Regions from separate parts of the Homo sapiens genome. Here regions 2 and 3 are each linked to region 1. Evidence: chromatin contacts called from ENCODE Hi-C or POLR2A ChIA-PET data. All regions are on one chromosome and are shown on one strand. Each heading gives the region's core, a stretch centred on a gene start or an enhancer-like site at or near the end of the contact. The rest is flanking DNA. Distances are from core to core; before and after follow the strand shown.

Region 1 (2,980 bases), core at 397-2,896:
CGATGATACTGCCCTGCACCTGGCAGCAGATGGTAGGGTAGATGAGGGTCTGTTGGCAGGAAGTGGTCACTTGGCCCCACCTCCTCCAGTCCTGCTGCCCCTGGGTCTTCAAAAGCCTCTGGCTGGGAGGGCTGTGCCCCATACACTGCTCCTCCAGATGGGAAAGCTCTCTCAGGACCCTGAGGCTGTTCATCTGACACATCAGTCTCTTCATCAGAGATCACAATAGCTTCAACTTTCACCTGGACCAGCTCAGCTTCAGCTGGGGCTGGAGCCTGGGATGGAACTGGAGCTGAGACAGGGGCTGGGGCTGACGTTGGGGCTGAGGCTGGGGGATAGAAGCCTTGCAGTGGTCCTCCAGGATCCTTTGGTTCCACCACCCTCAGACTCTCAGGACCCACATCAAGAGATGGCAGTGGCTCCAATGAAACTGCTGAGATGCCAGAAGAGAAGTAGTTTGTAGGAATGGTCTCAGTGGAGCTACTAGGGCTGGCAAGAGAGACATCAGCCACTGGTGGATGAGGTGCCCGCAGATGTGGTGCGTCAACCTCCATGCCAGGCTGTGTAGTGTCAGCCCCACTAGACATTGGTGGCTCATCTGGAGGACGGACAGTAGGTGAGGGAGCAGCAGAGCCTTTCCATTCCCCTTTGCCCCAGTGGCCTGATGTCTCAGCAGATGCCAACGAAGGTTGGGTGCCACGGGAAGTACTAGACAAAAACTCCAAACTAGGAAGCTGTGAGTTGGTTTCCTCCTCCTTCTTGGTACTGTCTGCCTCTGCCAGGGCCCGGGCTTGAAGCCGCCGCTTACACACCTTGACGATGTCATTCATGTGCAAGTAGCTGGCAGCTGCCAGCACATCCTCCACAGGGGTATCCCCTCTCAGGGTCAGCTGGCCAGCATACATAAAGTCCAGAAGCAGCCCAAAGGCTGGGGCTGTGACAATTTCATTGTGAATACACACCAGATCCCTCTTGTCCAATTCCCGCTCCTTGTAGAAAAGCTGGAAGAATGGGCTGCAGGAGGCCAGCACAGCCCGATGGGCCAAGAACTGGGTACTACCCACCATCACGGTGCAGTCACAAAGGAAACCCTGGGACCGCTGCTCCCGGAGGCTCTGCAGCAGCTGCTGACTGTGTTCTGGGAACTCCATAGTACCCCACGAAGGAAAGGGGGCCCAAAAAAGGTCCCCACCAGTGGCTCCCTGAGAAAAAAGGGCAGTGAGTTAAGACAGGTAACCTCCCCAGCAACCTTATCAGCCCTTAACTATCACTTGCCACTCCAAAACAATCGCTTAAGTTACTGCCCTTCTTTCTCCTAGGTCACACCCAAAGCTCTCCCATTAGCTCCGCCCACCTCGGCCTAACCTTAGAACAGGCCCCACCCCCGTCCGATAAGCCCTGCCCCCGGAAGTCCCGCCCCTTAGCCACCCTCCGCTTCCTTGATGCCCACCCGGTAGCGTCCAACGGCTCCACGAAGTAGAGATCTTTTTCGCTCCCAGGCCTTGCCAGGCGATGCCTCTACGCCCCACTTCGAGAACTCCCTAAGCATCTCCCTCACGCATTCCAGGGGCTAAGGACTACCAGGGTGGGAACTAGCGGAGAAAGCTGATACCTCACCCACCACCGAGCAGCCACAGGGCGAGCTCCGCCCCTTCCCACCTTCTCAGCTTTAATTGGCTTAAGATTGCCCTCCCCTGTCACGGATTGGTCCGCTCTCCACTAACCATCCTCCCTCTAACTGCCGTCTACAATTGGGTGCTCGCCGCCATCGCTTTTGCAGTCAGGCGTTGGATTGGGTGACGCTCCTGTCCTCAACTTTTCCTCTTCGTCCCGCCTTCCTTGCCTCCGAGCCCTCAGGATTGGCTGAGCTTCTCCTTCTACCTAATCCAGCAGGCAGGAGGTACCCGGCTCCGAGTCGCTGAACGCGGCGCTCTCCTGGCGAGGCTGGAGGTCGGGAACCCTGCAGTGTCGGACCCGAGCTGACAGCAAGCCACTCCCGCTACAGGCTGACAGGGAAAAAGAGAACCAACTAGGCCAGGCGCAGTGCTTCACGCCTGTAATCCCAGGACTCTGGGAGGCCGAGGAGGGCGGATCACTTGGGGTCAGGAGTTCGATACCAGCCTGGCCAACATGCTGAAACCCCGTCTCTACTAAAAATACAAAAATTAGCAGGTCTTGGGGGCGCGCGCCTGTAATCCCAGCTACTGGGGAGGCTGAAGCAGGAGAATCACTTGAACCCGGGAGGCGGAGGTTGCAGTGAGTCAAGATCGTGCCACTGCACTCCAGCCTGGGCGACAGAGTAAGACCCTATCCCCCCACCCCCCCAAAAAAAGAGAACCAACTGGTGACTGTGGGCAATAGCCCCACGTCCCTGAACTGCGTTTGTCTCTTGAAGGTCCCTTCCTCTCAAAAATTCTAAGATTTGCCGGGTTCGGTGGCTCACGCCTTTAATCCCAGCAGTTTGGGAGGCTGAGACGGGCAGATCACTTGAGGTCCGGAGTTCAAGAGCAGCCTGGCCAACATAGTGAAACCCCATCTCTACTAAAAATACAAAAATCAGCTGGGCATGGTGGCGCGTGCCTGAAATCCCAGCTTCTAGGGAGGCTGAGGCAGGAGAATCTCTTGAACCCAGGAGGCAGAGGTTGCAGTGAGCCAAGATAGCGCCACTGCACTCCAGCCTGGGAGACAGAGCAAAACTCCATCTAAAACAAACAAACAAAAAAACATTTTAAGATGCCCTACTGCTCCACTCCTCCAAGCTAAGTTTCCGGGGCTCCCGGCTCAGTGATGGCATGAAAGAACTAGCAGCTACAGGGATGATGTCGTGGTGTCCCTAGCCTGGACTCTACAGTCAATTTACAGTGAGAGGATAGAGTGTTCTTTGTTTCCAGAGCGTGCTGAGCAGGTGCTGGTAGGAAGGGTAAGAATGGGGTCAGGATCATAAAATGTCCCAGGACAGGAGAGAAGAAGCAAAAACCGT
Region 2 (2,700 bases), core at 191-2,690, 1.1 Mb after region 1:
GGGATGAAGGCTGGCTCAAGATGCTGTAGCTGGGAGTTGGAGGTCAAGTAGCAGGGGTCCAATCAGCAGTTTTCCCAATAACTCCTGGAGCCTCTCTGCTCCTGTACCTTTGGGAACCTGTTGCCTGAGTCTGGTTTCTGACTCCTGCGGGGCCTCTGCCTCCTGCCCACCTTAAGCCACTGATGGGAGGGTGTGGTTCCAACGTGTTCCAGGTACTATGGGTGAGGACAGCTTGGCGCTGGGGAAATCAGCCCAGGATACTCCCTGTCCTTGGTAACGCAGTGTAAGGGGAAGTGAGGAATGGACTGCAGTTGCCATACAGACTTCCTGTTAGTCAAGGGCTCTCCAAAGCTGAGAAGGACCTCCGAGTTCATGAATCCAATGGCTTCACTTTACTGATGGGGAAAATGAGGCCCAGAGGAGGAAAGAAAAGAAACTTTAAATGCCTTATCTTGCAGAGGCATTTTAAAAGGTAACTGGAATTCAGAAATGTCATTTTGAATGTCAACGCAGGAGCAAAGGCAAAGGAAAGAGGAGCCTAAACTCAGTGATGTTATGTGATTTTTCCAAGATCACGCAGCATTGGCACTTGGCAGAGCTGGGGCTGAAATGCAGGGCCCTGGACGCTCCCGCATCCGGTGCAGAGGACGCTGCCCTGGGCCTGCCTGGGGCCTTGCCGAGCCCTGCGGACTAGATGCGGGAATGCACGGATGAATCCACAGAAGCCAAGATAGACGGTGGCAGACAGGCAATAGACTGATGCTGCATTTGACAGGTATATTGATAGGCTAGATGATAAAAAGAAGATGAATTTTATGAGCTGACCGACAGATGGACAGAAATGCAGACAGGAAGCTGCTATAGAACCAGAGGATGCCAATCACAGGGACGGCTAACAATCTTGTTTTGTATTTAGTCAAATCACAAGCACAGACAGGTGACCCACGCTTCCTGTTCAAGGTTTGAAAATGCCCGAAAACTGACGGAAAGACACGAAGCGAATCAGACTCCGAGAGCCACCCGGGGAAACGACCGGGTGCTCGGAGGGCCTCGGGTGTTGCCGGAAATGGCCGACGACCGCCCTCGGCAGGGCTGTGGGAGGGGGCGTGGCCGGCTCAGCACGCGGAGCAGCTTCGGGTATTTCCGGAAACTGCCGAAAGCCCCCTTGAAGTGGGCGGGGAAAGGCCGGTGGGCGTGGCTGGATGGCCGTGGACGGGGGCGGGGGGTAGGCACCCGGGGTCGCTTCGTGGATTTCCGTAAACAGAGCCGAAGCTTCGTCTTCGGAATCGAGGAGGAGAGCGCGTCCCCGGGGTTTACCTTCTTCGGCTGTTTCCGGAATTCACCCGTAGTCTGTGGCCGGGAGGAGAAGGCGCGCCCCACCTCCCGTTTCTAGCCGCTTCGGATGTTTCCGGCTGCTGCCGGCGAAAAGAGCCGAGGGCCGGCGGTGGTGGCGGCCATGTTGGGAGCAGCAGGTCCGGCGGCGGCTGCCTGTGTGCCGGGCGCGGAGCAGTGCCGCTGAGGGCAGGGGAGGAGCGAGGCAGGCGGCCGGCTGCGGCGGCAGAGAGTAGGCGGAGCGGCGCGGCCCGGCCGAAAGGCGGCACAGCCCAGCCGGGGGTCGGGGGGGTGCGGTCCGGAGCCGCTCGGAGCCGGCGCGGCCTAGCCCGAGCGGCGCATCCCCGGGCTGGCGTGAGCGGCTGCCCGGCCTCCCCGCACCCCCGGCCGGGGCCCATGCGGCGGGTGCTCCTGCTGTGAGAAGCCCCGCCCGGCCGGGCTCCGCGCCTTCCCTTCCCTCCCTTCCTCCAAGCTTCTCGGTTCCCTCCCCCGAGATACCGGCGCCATGTCCAGCGCTCGGACCCCCCTACCCACGCTGAACGAGAGGGACACGGAGCAGGTAAGGAGCCCCGAGGGCTCCCCGAATTCTCTGGCTGGGCCCTTTGCACCTTGCGGAGCCTCCTCCCTCTTCTGCTCTCCTCGTGCCCCTGCTGCCATCCTGCAAGCCTCGGCTGCCCTGTCATCCGGCTCCTGGCTCCGGCTCCGCACATCCCGCTTCCGAGTCCTGACCTGGGACCCACCTCGTCCTGACTCCAAGCTGCACACTTGTCTTTCTGCCAACCCCCGTCTCCCCTCACCGCCCTCCTGCGCTCTTCCGTGTCACCTCCCCAGCTTCCCTTTCTCTTCCCTTTTTCTCTCAGGGGCCTTTCTGGTCTTCCTCCACCCACGCTTAAAGCAGCCACCCTCCCGCTCCTCGAATAGCAGCACCCCGCGATTTGCCACAGATCGTTGTCCACCTCTCCCTTCGTCTCTCCTGCCTCGCTTCCCCTCCGCCCGCACCGGTTCTGCCAGTCTCTGGGTTATCACCCTCAGGGTCCTTGCCCTGGACTGCGCTCTCGATCCCTGGCCCCTTGCAGTTCCCCCAGCTTTTTCTACCCTGCTTCTTCGTTTTCCAAATTGTGCTCTCCCTCTTGCTTGCAACCCACCAGCTCCACCCTCATCACCTTTCCAAATCCTTCGCCTACTCTTTGCTCATCACTTTCCCTTCTTTGCTCCAGGAGCTCCCTGGATCCTGGCGCTGGCATTTGTCGCTTCCGTGTTTCCCCACAGCTGTCATGCGCATAGTTTTCCCACAGGTTGCGTTTGGGGTTCCAATCATCACTCCCTTCAGAGTCTTTGGATCCCTCTTGTTCTCTTCCCCTCGGGTTT
Region 3 (2,822 bases), core at 147-2,646, 1.3 Mb before region 1:
TTGTCTAACGTCTTTACTCTTTTATTCCCTCTAGAAAGACTAAAGGTAACCAATACAATTTATTATACCAAAATGCCTGTGGACTTCTCATGACTGGAGTCAACCTACTTATAAAAGGAAGTAAAACTTAATTGGAATGGAGTTGAAACTAAATGTTAAAGTCATCTTTTCTACTTTGCTTTTGCACTGTCACGATGGAGGGGACTACACTTCTCCAGCTGCAGGTTGAGAATGTAAAGGAACCGGTATCAACACTGTCCTCATGAATACCGTAGCAAATGTACTTTTGATTTTTAAGTGTGGTTAGTCTGACACCCACCTTTGGCTTCCTGGGGAGTAAATTCCACAGGTTGATTCACCATTCTATTACACCTGCTTTTTATTTGCTCTTAAATCAAAGCCTTTAAAATTAAGCCTGGAGCTTCAAATTAACATAAAGAGGAATGGAGTGTAGTCTTTAAAGTTTCTGCAGGAGAAAAATTTTAGACCGGATAGACGCGTGTTCAAGCCTAGGACTGGTACAGCTTGAAACCACTGCCAGTTTGCTGAAAATGATTCCTCAGATGATCAAGGAAAATCCCAAAGCTCCTGATGACACCTCACCTGGTTGAACTCCTCGTCAGCATATATATCAATCAAGTCCACTCCTTCTGACATGGCTCCGGAAGGAAGATCGCGAGTCCGGAGGATGGACAAAGTAAGGAAGATGCCACTGCGGGATTCGGAAAAATGCAAGAATTAGAAGGCACGAGGGTCCTGGGCTGGGAAGAGGGTAATGATTGCTAACCTCCCATCTCCAGAGACGCAGCATCCTGGCGGCCCCAGCTCGGCCCCACCCGCTCCGCCCCGCCCCCGGCCTCGCGCCGCCCACCGCTCTCCCAGGCCGCCGGGGGTCGCTGCCCATCACCCTCGGGCCCGACCCGGGTAGCGCCGCGTCTGCGCCGCAGCTGCCTATGGCGCGACGGAAAAGTCCCACCCTCGGGTCCTAGTGGCCCTAGGACGGCGTTGCGAAGAATGACCGCGGCGAAGCCCGCAGCCCCTATCCGCTGCACCTGCCTAGCCCCCAAGGCGGCTCCGGCCAGAGCCCCCAGGTGTCAAGCAGCTCCAGCCGCCTCTGCCCCCAACCCAGGCCTACTCTTCGCCCCCAGCTAGGCCCGCCCCGCTCCCTCCCGACAAACCCGGCCCGGCGCGCTCTGCCTCCTCCCTCAAAAGGCCCGCGACTCCCTCCGCCCGCAGACTCCGGCCGTCCCATCTCAACCGACCCCCTTCCCGCCTCAGTGCCGGCCCGGACCCCTCTTCCGGCCCAACCTGCCCCCGACCGCGCGCCCCCGTTACCGGGAATATGGCGGCGGCGGCGGCGAGTCCGGACTAGGCCCGAAGCGCGCGAACCGCTCTCCGCCCCAGGTCCCGCCCCCCCCGCCGCCGGCGTCACACGCACCGCCACTTCCGGCATGCGCAGGGACGCACCTTCCGGCTCAGCTCCTCCGTGGCTGCCGTGGTCGGCTGGCCGGGCGGCTAGGAGTTCCCGGAAGTGCCCGCGCAGCCGGTTTCCGGTGCAGGTGGGGAAAATGGCGGTGTCTACAGTGTTCTCGACTTCGTCGCTGGTGAGGAGAGAGAACGTTCTAGCGTCCGGGGCGGGCGGCAGCGGGGATTACCCTTTGTCTTCCTCTGTGGTCTCTATCTTGGGGAGAGTTCGTCTGCCCGATAGCGCAGGGCAAGGGCAGGCCCAGGGAGAGGCCGATCCTGCAACTCAGGAAATAAAGGTCGCTTCCATTCTTTGGTGAGCCTACTGTGTGCCGGTCTGGAAATATCTGCTTAAACGATCAGTCATCGTCCAAGACCCAATTCGCCTCTCACCTACGTCCCAGGCGGGATTAGCCCAACTTCCCTGGGCTCCCCTTCTCCCCGTTCTTTAGTCTTTAATGCTTTTCGTGGTTTCACATAGTATCTTCAGCTTTTTGTTTGTTTATAATTGACATATAATTGTACGTGTTTATGGGGGTACAGTATAATGTTTTAATACATGTGTACATCGAATAATCAAATCAGCGTAGTTAGCATGTCCATCACCTCAAATCTTTATCATTTATTTACGGTAATAACTTTTCAAGATCTTTTTCTAGCATCTTGACATATACAGTACAGTGTTATTAGCTGTAGTCACTCTAATATGTAATAGAACACTGGAACTTATTATTCTTTTTTCCTAGCCTGCTGTTATAAAGTAACTAACTTTGCCTCTATCTTCCCCTCCTACCCCCATCCCTATCTTTATTCTTTTTTTTTTTTCCTGCAGACCCAGGGACTCGATCTTTATTCTTTTTTGATGTAGGCGTTTACACTATAAACTTCCTTCTTAGTACAGCTTTTGTCGCATCTCATAATTTTGTATATGTTGGGTTTTAGTTTGTCTCAGGATATTTCCTTTTTGTTTGTTTTTTGTTGTTTTCCTTTTTTTTTTTTGAGACGGAGTTTTGCTCTTGTCGCCCAGGCTGGAGTGCAATGGCACGAACTTGGCTCACTGCAACCTCCACCTACCGGGTTCAAGCGATTCTTCCGCCTCAGCCTCCCAGGTAGCTGGGATTACAGGCATCGCCATCATGCCTGGCTAATTTTTGTATTTTTGTAGAGATGGGGTTTCACCTTGTTGGCCAGGCAGGTCTCGAACTCCAGACTTAAGGTGATCCGTCCTTCTCGGCCTCCCAAAGTGCTGAGATTACAGGCGTGAGCCACCGCGCCCGGCCTGTTGTTTCCCTTCTTTTTTCTTTTTTTCGTAGAGACAGGTTCTCACTATGTTGCCCAGGCTGGTCTCAAACTCCTGG

Evidence for each region. A loop is a pair of places that touch in the nucleus more often than their neighbours do. ChIA-PET counts read pairs that join two places held with the same protein, here RNA polymerase II (POLR2A). Pooled maps may share reads with other maps.
Region 2: a map of endothelial cell of umbilical vein shows a loop between it and region 1 (10-fold over the local background). The contact joins the promoter of MARK2 here to the promoter of ZBTB3 in region 1. A Hi-C loop is called at or near these places in 1 of 168 maps with a recorded cell type or tissue (endothelial cell of umbilical vein) and 6 of 50 pooled maps. POLR2A ChIA-PET finds 5 or more read pairs at or near these places in 2 of 52 experiments (activated T-cell and naive thymus-derived CD8-positive, alpha-beta T cell).
Region 3: a loop to region 1 is called in a pooled map, with 6 times the contacts of the local background. The contact joins the promoter of CPSF7 here to the promoter of ZBTB3 in region 1. A Hi-C loop is called at or near these places in 1 of 50 pooled maps. POLR2A ChIA-PET finds 5 or more read pairs at or near these places in 2 of 52 experiments (WTC11 and activated B cell).

The regions. Positions count from the first base shown.
Region 1 is chr11:62,752,514-62,755,493 of GRCh38, forward strand. It overlaps ZBTB3 (zinc finger and BTB domain containing 3), which reads right to left and starts at 1,647. Exons shown (of 2, transcript NM_001370809.1): 1 at 1,451-1,647; 2 at 1-1,202. The coding sequence starts at 1,151. RefSeq lists enhancers at 300-1,177, 2,058-2,935.
Region 2 is chr11:63,837,670-63,840,369 of GRCh38, forward strand. MARK2 (microtubule affinity regulating kinase 2) reads left to right here and starts at 1,441. Exons shown (of 19, transcript NM_001039469.3): 1 at 1,441-1,891. The coding sequence starts at 1,838. RefSeq lists enhancers at 127-1,115, 1,376-1,525 and a silencer at 1,536-1,775.
Region 3 is chr11:61,428,579-61,431,400 of GRCh38, forward strand. CPSF7 (cleavage and polyadenylation specific factor 7) reads right to left here and starts at 1,397. Exons shown (of 10, transcript NM_001142565.3): 1 at 1,336-1,397; 2 at 604-712. The coding sequence starts at 657. It overlaps SDHAF2 (succinate dehydrogenase complex assembly factor 2), which reads left to right and starts at 1,546. Exons shown (of 4, transcript NM_017841.4): 1 at 1,546-1,604. The coding sequence starts at 1,569. RefSeq lists enhancers at 612-1,260, 1,617-1,676 and silencers at 767-1,196, 1,307-1,476, 1,335-1,670.